2 separate regions of the Homo sapiens genome follow, and region 2 is linked to region 1. Evidence: chromatin contacts called from ENCODE Hi-C or POLR2A ChIA-PET data. All regions are on one chromosome and are shown on one strand. The core of a region is the stretch at or near the end of the contact, and the rest is flanking DNA. Distances in the headings are between cores, read along the strand shown.

Region 1 (6,452 bases), core at 2,312-4,811:
TTGGCACAGTGGGCACTTAGTGAATTCTGGCTTCCTTCAACCAGTTTCCAGCTGTTCTATCCCCTTCCATTCTCTCAGTGGGTGAAATCGAAGAGACTGAGGACAATAAAGAACAAGGAACCGAACTGCCGGACGTGGTGGCATGCACCTGTAATCCTACCACTTTGCAAGGCCAAGGTGAGAGGATCGCTTGAACCCAGGAGTTCCAGAGCAACCTGGGCAACATAGTGAGATCCTGTCTCTATTTTTTAAAAAAGAATGAAACATAGGAATAAGATGTGGGTGAAGGACTCACATGCCGGCTTGGTCCCACTGGTCTTTGTGGTGAAGGAGGGGAGAGGTGAGAGGTGGGTAATCCGGAAAGAGAAAAGCACCCCCTCCCTGGATGAAGGCTCTTCTGGAGAGAGTCAAAGACAAATAAGGGTGGGGCGCAGTGGCTCATGCCTGTTATCCCAACACTTTGGGAGGCTGAGGTGGGAGGACCACTTGAGCCCACTAGTTCAAGACCAGCCTGTGCAACATAGCAAGACCTTGTTTCTAGAAAAAAAATTAAAGATTAGTCAGGTGTAGTGGTGCATGCCTGTAATCCTAGCTCCTCAGGAGGCTGAGGCAGGAGGATCACTCAAGCCCAGGAGTTTGAGGTTACAGTAAGCTATGATCATGCCACTGTACCCCCGTCTGGGTGACAGAACGAGACCCTGTCTCAAAAAAATAATAATTCCAAAAACAAATATGGAGACGGAAATTGAGCCCCCCTAGACTGGGAGCCCCCACTGAGTTCGGAAATTAGGCTTTACCTCCAGCCCTGGGGTGCCAGGCAGGAGAAAACCATGTGGTAGGCTGAGGGGGTAGGGTGACCCATTGGGGTGACCTAGATAGGGCCTTGGGTCACCCTCTGCCTCCTCCAGCCTGTGGCTGAAAGTCAGCCATGAAGTAATGGGGGACACTGTTACTCATCCCAGAAGCACCCACACTTACTCACTTTTGGGAAGGGGGACCTAAAGTGTGAAAAAAAGGTGAGGATTTTCCGTCTCACCCTAAATGGGACACCCTAAGTGGGGCATCGGTTTTTCCTCCTCCCCAGAACTTCCTGGTGTTTTCAGGCACCACAGGCTCCTTCCTGCCATCCCCATCTCTCTCTAATATTCTCCCCTTCTTTCTCCTTCAGCCTCCTCCCTTCAGACCCCATGAGCCTTGAATTAAGCTCCTTGGAGGAGAAGAGTTGACTGTCGGGTAGGAGACAGAGAGGCCTTCAGGCAGCTCTAGGGGGAGAAGTGCGGGGCCCCTCCAGGCTTCATTCCTCTGTCATGATAGGGGCTTACTCTGCTGCTGGGCCTTTCTGAGTGGTGCTTGCTGGGCTCTGTAATGACCCCTCTCACTGTTGGGGGGTACCCAAGAGAAAAGAGTATGGTGCAGAGTCTGGTTGGGACCATGTGGCCCTGAAAATCAGGATGCCTAGAGAAGCTTCGGAGTTTGAGAAGTCCCCCTTCCTCCCACCCTCCAACTGGGCTAATGGTGGGGCCTGGCCATTCAGAGGCAGGGAGGGGGTGGGACAGGCAGACCATCATCCCTAGGAGCAAAGGCCATACACTGTGTTGTGATGAATTGTTTCAAGCAACCAGAAGAGTACTGAGAATATTTAACCCGCACCCGTGCACCCACCCTGAATTAAGACGTGTGTCGCAACTCAGCATCTTTATCGGCAGCACTGAAGCTTTCCATTCTTTATTTTCATCAGGTTCAAAATCAATTTCCAAACAGTCTCCTACATTTTTCCCACTGCCATGGGGTCCTGGGCGTCCGGGCCCCCAATATTCACGCACTCGCACCACGCACTCATATTCCCTCACCCCACCATCACGGCCCCAAAGAAGGTCTTCCCTCTCGCGAAGTCCACCATATCGGGGTGACTGATGTTGACGTACACCCTCTCGCCCCTCCGGAGCTGCACCAGGCCGCCGAACCCCACGCTCGTGTACCAGAGAGGCCCGTACCCTTGTCTCCTGGCCGGGTCCAGCACTGGAGTCACCGTCTCGGCGCCCTCGAGCAGCAGCTCGGGAGTGCCCGGCCCGTAGGCGCCCCCCGCCCGGTACAGAGAGCTGCGCAGCGTGACCGAGCGGCCCTGGGGGTCCCCGCCGCCAGGGGGCGCCCGGCCCCGGTAGCCGACGAGACAGTAGAGGTAATAGAGGCCGTCCTGCGGGAGCGCCAGCCCCTCGGCGTCCGAGAACTGCGTCCCGCTCGTCAGAAACGCCTGTTCCTTCGTCGTCTCCCAGCCTAGCCCCTGCCCCTTCAGCGGAGCGCCTGCGGAGACACGGGCCGACGCGCTCTTGGGAATGCGATCCTAAAGGCTTGGGACTTCTGGGGAAGTGGCGGCTTTTAGCCCCTGCGGGAGCCGAGCCGGGCCGGGGGAGGAGGGATGGTGCTGTTTCTGGGATGAGTGCGAGTTGGGGGCCGAGGGAACACGGATGTGGGGTGCAGAACGCTGTAGTGGGGACCTCCAGGCCGGCTTTTGCTTGCACCGGAGGGAAGAAGAAACTACACTGCGGGGACGAGCGTAAGAGTGGGCACGAGCGACAAAAGGTCGTGAAGCGGGTGGGAAACCGAGCACTGGAATCATGGAGCCGAAGGACTCTGGGCGAGCAGAACTGGAACCTTCGGATTATTTACACTCTTATTCAGGTCTTGGAGGTCCTTACCTATGAGGTGGGCAGCTGGGAGCCCGGGGCTGAGATCTGTTTCTGGCTCCTCCTCTGGCAGCTTCTGAAACCCTGGAAGGGGCAAAGAGTCCACGATTGGGGGCAGGGCAGCCACCCATGCAGGCTACCCTTGAGAGAACAGGGCGCAGGGATGGGGAGCCTGGATTCCTAGAGGAAGAGGTATCTGGGGACGCAGCAGGGAGCTGGGAGCCCCTGAGGGTCTGAAGCGGGGAAGGAGAGACAGTCTGCTCTTACCCAGTCCTTGCTGGGCCTGTGCCCCGGGGTCGGCCGTCTCCGTTACCTGGTTGGGTGGGGTCACAGTGCCCAGAGTTCAGATTCAGCTCATGTCACCCCTACCCCTCTGAAAGTGGACCCAAGCTGCAGGCCTGGGGTTTCTCCTACCAGCACCATCCCCAACACACACCTCCTTAGAAGGGAGAACAAGCAAGGCATAGGTACTTGGGCGGAGAAACAGATGTACCTCGGGAAGAGGAGAGGAGACACAAGGGGCTTATGTCGGGACACAAGCACAACATCACAGGAACATGGAAAGAGAGTCAGCAAAGAGACAAGACATCCCCACCAGGGACAGCCGAGCCAGCTGAGCCAGAGGGGGCAAAAGACCACAGGCACAACCAGAGGGAGCCAAGCATCCGCAAGATACAACTCTCCACCAGGGCCTGTTGCAGCCACTCACCAGTCCTCCCTGATCCTGGGGCACTAAGGCCAGCACAGCCAGGACAGTGATAGGCACCGCCAGCAACAAGGTCACCAGAGAAGTGGCTCCTGCCACAGCTAGCAGGAGGGAACCCCTCCCCTGGAGCCTCCCACCCCTGCCCTCCAGCCCCAGTGCCCCCATTGAGACTGAACCAGAGCCAGAGCAGGGGGCTTTCATACCTCAGGGACGGGCCCACCCCCTCCCTGTAGACCTGCACACCTGGCTGGGACTTTCCGCACACCCCTGCTCCCCTCACCCAGCTTCCTGTTTACCCAGAGCTGGGGTGGGGCAGCTGGATGCCTGGGTTCTCTGAACTGGGGAAGAAGTTGAGGTTAGGGAGACAGGCTCTCAGGGTGGAACCAAAGGGGTCTTTAGACATCTTCTGGCTCAGCAGAGAGAGAAACTGAGGCCCAGGGAGGGAAGGTAGCTTGCAGGAAGCCAGTCAGCAGAGCTGAAATGAGAACACAGATCTCCAGGTTTCCAATGTGGTTTGCATTCTTCTATACCCTCAAGGTAGGTGCTGGAGGAAGAGCTGATCCCGTCTCTGAGGTCAAGGGCCGGACTAGGACAAGGACTGGAATCTTGAGGGATGGATGTCTGGGTTCCCTGAGAAGAACTGATTCCCATACTGGGCTGACCTCCTCCCGTTCCCTTGCTCATCTCCAGCCCCCTGTGCTGAGTGAGAAAGGGAGAGGTAAGCCTTAGCCTCACCACTGACTACTGACTCACTAAGGAGGGATGGAAATGGAGCTTTACCTCCCTTGCTACAAAAAGTAAAGACAGATGGACGAGGCATACTCCCACCCTCAGAGAGCTTCCAAGTCTACAATGAGCCCTATCCATTAGTAGGTGCTTACTAAATGTTTATACATAAATGAATAAAAGGACAAATAAATGCAGGAATAACCAAAACAAAGCAGCAAGGACCACATGAATGGTAGATGTAGGCAGCATGAGTGGTTAAGAGTCAAGGGAGTAGCCGGGGTAGTGGCTTACACCTGTAATCCCAACACTTTGGGAGGCTGAGGCAGGTGGATCACTTGAGGTCAGGAGTTCGAGACCAGCCTGGCCAACATGGTGAAACCCTGTCTCTACTAAAGATACAAAAAGTTAGCCGGGCGTGGTGGCACGCGCCTGTAATTCCAGCTACACAGGAGGCTGAGGCAGGAGAATCACTTAAACCTGGGAGGCAGAGGTTGCAGTGAGCCAAGATTGCACCATTGCACTCCAGCCTGGGCAACAGGCTGAGACTCTCTCTCTCAAAAAAAAAAAAAAAAAAAAAAAAAGAGTCAAGGGAAGAAAGACCAGGTCCAAGGAAGCTGGAAGTGGCTCCAATCATCTCCCCTTCTTGGTAACATCTCTATGTGTTTCCGTAATACTAATAATAATATAGCTGACCCACAAAATGCACTTAACATGTTTATGCCACTGATTTACACACTTTAATAATTTTTTTTTTTGAGACAGGGTCTCGCTATGTCACCCAGACTGGAATGCAATGGCAGGATCATGGCTCACTGCAGCCTTGACCTCCCAGGATCTATGGATTCACCTACCTCAGCCTCCTGAATAGCTGGGACTATAGGCACATGCCACCATGCCCAGCTAATTTTTGCATTTTTTGTAGAGATGGATTTTTGCCACATTGCCCAGGCTGGGCTCAAACTCCTGGACTCACGTGATCTGCCCGTGTTGGCCTCCTAAAGTGCTGGGATTACAAGCATGAGCCATCATGCCCAGCCAATAATTATAATCCTGACAAAAACCCTAAGAGGAAACTGAGGTACAGAGAGGTTAAGAAACTTATGGAGCTCACAGAGTCAGTGGCAGAACCAGAATTTGAACCCAGGCATCTGGCTCCAGAGCCTTGATAACAAGACAGTTTAAAAACTGAATACTGGGGCTGGGCGCAGTGGCTCTTGCCTATAATACCAGCACTTTGGGAGGCCAAGGAAGGTGGATCATCTGAGGTAAGGAGCTCGAGAGCAGCCTGATCAACATGGTGAAACCCCATCTCTACTAAAAATATAAAAATTAGCGGGGCGTGGTGGTAGGCACCTTTAATTCCAGCTACTTGGGAGGCTGAGGCAGGAGAATCACTTGAACCCAGGAGGCGGAAGTTGCAGTGAGCCGAAATCATGCCATTGCACTCCAGCCTGGGTGACAAGAACAAGACTCTGTCTTAAAAACAAAAACAAACAAACAAAACAGTATTAGGCCAGGCGAGATGGCTCACACCTATAATCCCAGCACTTTAGGAGACCAAGGCAGGTGGATCACTTGAGGTCAAGAGTTTGAGACCAGCCTGGCCAACATGGTGAAACCCCTTCTCCATTAAAAATACAAAAATTAGCTGGATATGGTGGCACAAACCTGTAGTCCCAGCTACTTGGGAGGCTGAGACAGGAGAATCGCTTGTACCCAGAAGGCAGAGGTTGCAGTGAGCCAAGATCACACCACTGGACTCCAGCCTGGGCAACAGAGCAAGACTCCGTCTCAAAAAAAAAAAAGAGTACTGACTTGAGATTTGTATGTAAAATTTGCCTTCCTCAGGCCAGAAAAGAAATGGGGAAATAAATACTGAACTCCAGTCAATGTTAAGCTTCTGAAGGGTTTAGATGTAAAATGTACTGATATTTGTAATTTTAAAAGATATTTAAAAGTGAGATGGATTGATAAATATGTGATAAAGCAAATAAAAAATGTTAATAGAGCCAGGTGCAGTGGCCCACTCCTGTAATTCCAGCACTTTGGAAGGCTAAGGTGGAAAGATTGCTTGAGACCAGGAGTTCAAAATCAGCCTGGGCAACATAGTAAGACCCCATTTCTACAAAGCCTCATGTGGTAGCTGGTGTCTGTAGTCCTAGCTACTCAGAAGGCTAAGGTGGGAGGACCTCTGAGCCCAGGAATTCAAGGCTGCAGTGAGCTATGATTTCACCACTGCACTTCAGGCTGAGTGACAGAGTGAGACCCCATCTCAAAAACAAAACAAAACAAAAAATGTTAATAGTAGCATCTAGGTGGTAAGAATATGTTCA
Region 2 (6,452 bases), core at 2,960-5,459, 210 kb after region 1:
CTAGAGGGAGACATCAGGTGGCTGACTGGGCAGTGTGGAGATCACCCATCCCCCTGAAATTTACCTGGGCCCTAGAGCCAACTGACTCTGCCTCTGTGGGAGGGTCTGACCCTGTGGCCAAGGGGTTACAGGTGACAGAGGTCTTCTGGATAGGGGACAGGGAGGCAGGGCTGCGATGCCCACAGGGATGCTGCATACTCACTCCTCCTTCCACTTCCAGACTTCCTGTAGAAAGGCCTCGCGGCCCAGCTGGTGCCGGCTCAGTCCCTGCTCACGCCATAGCTTCTTCTCCACCACCACCTGGGTGGCAATACCTGCATGGTCACAGCCAGGGTTCCACAGGGTGGTCTCCCCACGCATGCGGTGCCTGTTAGGGGGCATGGAGGACCAGAGGGTGAGCCAGGCCAGTGGGGCCTGGCACCAAAGAAAGCAGAGGCTTCAGGCAAGGAGTCAGTGGACTAAATAAAGAAGCAGGGAGGCCGGACGCGGTGGCTCACGCCTGTAATCCCAGAACTTTGGGAGGCTGAGGTGGGTGGATCACCTCAGGTGGGGGAGTTCGAGATGAGCCTGGCCAACATGGTAAAACCCCGTCTCTACTAAAAATACAAAATTAGCTGGGCATGGTGGCATGCGCCTGTAATCCCAGCACTTTGGGAAGCCGAGGTGGGTGGATCACCTGAGGTGGGGACTTCAAGATAAGCCTGGCCAATATGGTAAAACCCTGTCTGTATTAAAAATACAAAATTAGCTGGGCGTGGTGGCATGTGCCTGTAATCCCAGCTACTTGGAAGGCTGAGGCAGGAGAATTGCTTGAACCCGGGAAGCAGAGGTTGCAGCAAGCTGGGATCATGCCATTGCACTCCAGCCTGGGTGACAGAGTGAGACTCCGTCTCCAAAAAACAAACAAAAAAAAAAAGAAAGAAGCAGGGGTGGAGCTGGAACCCTTGTGATTCTAAAGCTAGTCAAGGAGAAAAGATTTGAAGGAAGAGCCAAGGCAATATGGAAAAAGAACAAAGACAGGCATGCGTGGTGGCTCACACCTGTAACCCCAGGACTTTGGGAGGCCAAGGCGAGTGGATCACTTGAGGACAGGAGTTCGAGACCAGCCTGACCAACATGGCAAGACCCTGTCTCTACCAAAAATATAAAAATTAGCCAGGATGGTGGTGCATACCTGTAATCCCAGCTACTTGGGAGGCTGAAGCACGAGAATCGCTTGAAGCTGGGAGGGGGAGGTTGCAGTGAGTTGAAATTGTGCCACTGCACTCCAGCCCGGATGACAGAGTGAGACTCTGTCTCAAAAAAAAAAAAAAAAAAAAAAAAAAAGAACGAAGAGGAGGCTCCTGCCAAACAGGATAGCAAAAGTTCTAATTGTTAAAATAAGTTACTAAACAGGAACAAAATAGTACCTGGAAACAGATACAAGCAAATTTAGTGTTTGTGAAAGTTGGCACTTCCTATCAGTAAAATAAGGATAAACTATTCAAAATGTTTGAAACAACTAGCTAATTATTTGGAAAAAATCTCCCCCTTACCAATAGTCACAAAAAGAAACTTTAGATAGATTAAAGAATTCAAGCCAGGCACAGTGGCTCAAGCCTATAACCCCAACACTTTGGGAGGCCAAGGTGAGAGGACTGCTTGAGCCCAGGAGTTGCAGACTAGCCTGGGCAACATAGTGAGACCTAGTCTCTGCAAAAAAAAAAAAAAAAAAGCCAGGCATGGTGGCGTGCACCTTTGTTCCCAGCTACTTGGGTGGCTGAGGTTGAGGCTGCACCAAGCTATGATTGTGCTGTGATCATGCCGATGCACTCCAATCTGGCCAACACAGTGAGAGAGACTCTGTCTCAAAAATAAATAAATAAACAAATAAATAAAAATAAAAAGTTGATATAACTCTATTCCATTAAAGTAATGGGAGTGTCTCACATTTTATTTAAACCACGTTCACTGGAAAAAAAATGTGGCTACCTTAAGAGTTTTATAAGAAGTATGTGGCCAGGCACAGTGGCTCACACCTGTAATCCCAGCACTTTGGGAGGCCGAGGCAGGCGGCTTACTTCAGGTTAGGAGTTCAAGACCAGCTTGGCCAACATGGCAAAACTCTGTCTACTAAAAATGCAAAAGAATTAGCTGGGCGTGGTGGTGCGTGCCTGTAGTCCCAGCTACTCAGGAGACTGAGACACAAGAATCGCTTGAACCCAAGTGGTTGAGGTTGCAGTGAGACGAGATCGCGTCACTGCACTCCAGCCTGGGCGACAGAGCGAGACTCTGTCTCAATTAAAAAAAAAAAAGTAGTCATTCTGTTTTCATGTAAACAAACTTGGAGGCCAGGTATGGTGGTTCATGCCTGTAGTCCCAGCACTTTGGGAGACTGAGGCAGGAGGATTGCTTGAGCCCAGAAGTTCAAGACCAGCCTGGGCAACATAGCGAGACCCTCTCTTGATTTTATTAAAAAATTGAAAAACAGGGCCGGGCGTGGTGGCTCACGCCTATAATCCCAGCACTTTGGGACGCCGAGGTACGCGAATCACGAGGTCAGGAGATCGAGACCATCTTGGCTAACACGGTGAAACCCCGTCTCTACTAAAAATACAAAAAAAATTAGCCAGGCGTGGTGGTGGGCTCCTATAGTCCCAGCTACTCAGGAGGCTGAGGCAGGAGAATGGTGTGAACCTGGGAGGAGGAGCTTGCAGTGAGCAGAGACTGCGCCACTGCACTCCAGCCTGGGTGACAGAGCAAGACCCCATTTCCAAAGAAAAAAAAAAAATTGAAAAATTGAAAAAACAAAAACGCAAACACAAACGCAAACAACTTGGCCATTGTATGTTATGTGTATTTAACAGAACTGTTGGCTGGACGAAGTGGCTCATGCCTGTCATCCTAGCACTTTGGGAGACCGAAGCGGGAGGATCACAAGGTCAGGAGCTCGAAACAAGCCTGACCAACATGGTGAAACCCCGTCTCTACTAAAAATACAAAAATTAGCCAGGTGTGGTGGCATGCGCCTGTAATCCCAGCTACTCAGAAGGCTGAGGCAGGAGAATCGCTTGAGCTCAGGAGGCAGAGGTTGCAGTAAGCGCGCATCACTGCACTCCAGCCTGGGAAACCGAGAGAGACTCTGTCTCAAAAAAACAAAAAAAACAAAAAAAAAAACAGGCCAGGCGCGGTGGGTCACGCCTGTAATCCCAGCACTTTGGGAGGCCGAGGTGAGCAGATCATGAGGTCAAGAGATCGAGACCATCCTGGCCGACAGGGTGAAACCCTGTCTCTACTAAAAAAAATACAAAAAATTAGCCAGGCGTGGTGGCGGGCGCCTGTAGTCCCAGCTACTCAGGAGGCTGAGGCAGGAGTATGCTGTGAACCTGGGAAGCAGAGCTTGCAGTGAGCCAAGATTGCGCCACCGCACTCCAGCCTGGGCGACAGAGAGAGACTCTGTCTCAAAATAATAATAATAATAATAAAAATAAAAAAATAAAACATATAACTGTTTTCCTAGCTCTCAGTTACTTGCAAAATGCACAATCAAACATTATATTCCCAGTGCTCAGAGCAGAGGTGGCACATAGTTGGGCCCAGTAAATATTTTTTGACCACATTAATTTAGTACATAAGACACCAGAAAAAATTCTCAAAATTTAAATATAATAAACCCTGGTTTCCAAAAATGGTAAAGTTATTTTAAAATACTTTTTAAAAAGATTTGTCACCTAGAATATTACTTTGTATTTATCACTAATTAAAATATTAACAGTGAAAACAAATAGTAACAGAAAACAGGAGAAACATTTACAATTAACAGGAAAACTACCACACAATAATACAACAAAAACATTTACAATATTTAACAAAAAAATTGATACCCAGAACAGGTAAAGAATTCTCAAAAAAAAAATTAAAAAGAAAAAGAACGAAGAATCAATAGAAAAACGGGGAAAAGATAGATACAGACAATTCACATATGGGTAAACCTGACTGGCCAAAAAACATGAAAATAGGCACAACTTCAATAGCAATCAGAAAGGTACAAAGTAAAACAACAGAGGTATTTTTTTGCCCATCAGATTGGCAAAACTAATTAGGCAACCCTAATGCTCAGGCTTAGCAAGGGTGGGGAAATGAACACTCTCACAGCAATTCCTGGAGGTATCAATCAGCAAAGCCATTCTGCAGGGCAACTTGGCAGCTTCCGTTTGTACTTAATATAGGTGTGCCCCTGCCGACCTAGCAGTTTCACTTCTTGATAGCTACACCAGCGAAACCCTTCCACACATGCTTCAGCAAGCATATAGAGCAGGGGTATCCAATCTTTTGGCTTCCCTGGGCCACATGGAAGAATTGTCTTGGGCCACAGATAAAATACACTAACACTGGCTGGGAGCAGTGGCTCACGCCTGTAATCCCAGCACTTTGGGAGTCCGAGGCGGGCGGATCACGAGGTCAGGAGATCGAGACCATCCTGGCTAACATGGTGAAACCCCGTCTCTACTAAAAATACAAAAAAAAAATTAGCCGGGCGTGGTGGTGGGCACCTGTAGTCCTAGCTACTTGGGAGGCTGAGGCAGGAGAATGGCGTTAACGTGGGAGGCGGAGTTTGGAGCTTGCAGTGAGCCGAGACTGTGCCACTGCACTCCAGCCTGGGTGACAGTGCAAGACCCGTCTCAAAAAATAAATAAATAAATAAATAATAAAAATAAATTTAAAAAAATACACTAACACTAACGATAGCTGATGAGCTAAAAAAAAAAAATCGCAAAAAAATTCTTAAATGTTTAAACAAAGTTTACAAATTTGTGTTAGGCTGCATTCAAAGCCGTCCTGGGCCGCATGTGGCCCACAGGCTGCAGGTTGGACAAACTTGATATACAGGGATGTGCATTAGAGTAAGGTTTTCAACAGAAAAAAAACAAAAAACAAAAAACAGAATGAATCATTAATTAAAAAGTGACTCCAGGCCGGGAGCAGTGGCTCACGCCTGTAATCCCAGCACTTTGGGAGGCCGAGGCAGGCAGATCACCTGAGGTCAGGAGTTTGAGACCAGCCTGGCCAACATGGTGAAACCCCATCTCTACTAAAAATACAAAAATTAGCCAGGCGCGGTGGCAGGTGCCTGTAATGCCAGCTACTTGGGAGGCTGAGGCAAGAGAATCGCTTGAACCTAGGAGGTGGAGGTTGCGGTGAGCCGAGATCATGCCACTGTACTCCAGCCTGAGCAAAAAGAGTGAAACTCTGTCTCAAAAAAAAAAAAAAAAAAAAAAAAAAAAAGAATGACTTCACTATGGTACAGCCACACTATGAGATATTATGGAACAATTAAAAAGAAGGAAGTCAGTATGTGTGGTATGTGTGTAAGGACAAGGAAAGATCTCCAAGAGAAAGTATTAAGTGTAAGAAGAAAGCTAGATCATAACAAGTGTAATATGAACCCTTTATGTTAAAAAATAGAAAAGACTCACCCAAAAGGAGAACTATAAATTTCTATGGGTACGTGTATATGTAAGTAAATAGGAAAGATCTGGGAAGATACACATCAAAGTGATAACAATGGCTAAATCTTAGGAGGAAGTAGGTGTGGAGGGGGATGGTCAAGGAGATTTGAAACTTTAAATTTCTTACAAGAATATATTCATATATTTTGGTCAGTTGTGGTGGCGCATTCCTGTAATCCCAGCTACTTGGGAGGCTGAGGCAGGAGAATCACTTGAACCCAGGAGGCAGCGGTTGCCATGAGCCGAGATGGCGTCACTGCACTCCGGCCTGGGCAACAGAACAAGACTCTGTCCCCCCAAAAAAAAATATATATATTCATATGTTCCTAATTAAATTCAAAATAATGTTATTGTTACTAGAAAAAGAAGGGAGAGACTGGGTGTGGTGCCTCACACCTATAATCCCAGCACTCTGGGAGTCTGAGACAGGAGAATCACTTGAGCCAGGAGTTGGAGACCAGACTGAGCAACAAAGTGAAAACTCATCTTTACAAAAAATTAAATTAAATTAAATTAAAATTAAATAAAGAAAGAAGGGATAGAAGAGAGTCTGCAAGTGGCGGTGTTGCATGGGAGTACTGGACTAGGAGAGGAAGCTAAATGATCAGATTGGAATGACAGAGAGAAGTGTAGCACCACTGGGGGCAGAAGTGAGCACCAACCCAGAAGGAGAGAGGCTCGGGGGGCTGTCAGGGAAAAGGAGAGAGCCAGACTAGGCAGAGGGAACCAGAGGAAGGTGCAGATAGAAGCTCACCATCGAGTCAGGGAGTCCTGGATGGCGTTGGTGAGTGCATGGCCCAGGTGCAGGGAGCCTGTCACATTGGGGGGTGGGATGCACATCATGAAGACACCTCGGGGATTTGCTGCTGACACATTAGGACGCTGATGGTGGAGAAGGATGGCACATGTTTAAGGCCTCAGGTCACCTCTCCCAGCCCCTCCCAGGCAACACATCCTTCAGTC

What was found. A loop is a pair of places that touch in the nucleus more often than their neighbours do. ChIA-PET counts read pairs that join two places held with the same protein, here RNA polymerase II (POLR2A). Pooled maps may share reads with other maps.
Region 2: a pooled map shows a loop between it and region 1 (1.9-fold over the local background). The contact joins the enhancer-like site here to the promoter of LTB in region 1. A Hi-C loop is called at or near these places in 2 of 50 pooled maps. POLR2A ChIA-PET finds 5 or more read pairs at or near these places in 6 of 52 experiments (CD4-positive, alpha-beta memory T cell, GM12878, activated B cell and 3 more).

The regions. Positions count from the first base shown.
Region 1 is chr6:31,578,863-31,585,314 of GRCh38, forward strand. LTB (lymphotoxin beta) reads right to left here and starts at 3,562. Exons shown (of 4, transcript NM_002341.2): 1 at 3,394-3,562; 2 at 2,952-2,997; 3 at 2,697-2,768; 4 at 1,696-2,301. The coding sequence starts at 3,555. The coding sequence ends at 1,847. RefSeq lists enhancers at 1-351, 3,162-3,916.
Region 2 is chr6:31,785,367-31,791,818 of GRCh38, forward strand. VARS1 (valyl-tRNA synthetase 1) reads right to left here. Exons shown (of 30, transcript NM_006295.3): 8 at 6,244-6,371; 9 at 203-367. Among named protein-coding and RNA genes, the nearest start is that of VARS1, 7.2 kb to the right of the region's middle. RefSeq lists a silencer at 5,984-6,144. Within about 2 kb of position 4,210, at least 3 of the 41 ENCODE cell types and tissues checked have a DNase peak (open chromatin) inside an H3K27ac peak, as active enhancers do; they include GM12878, where a contact is called at or near this core.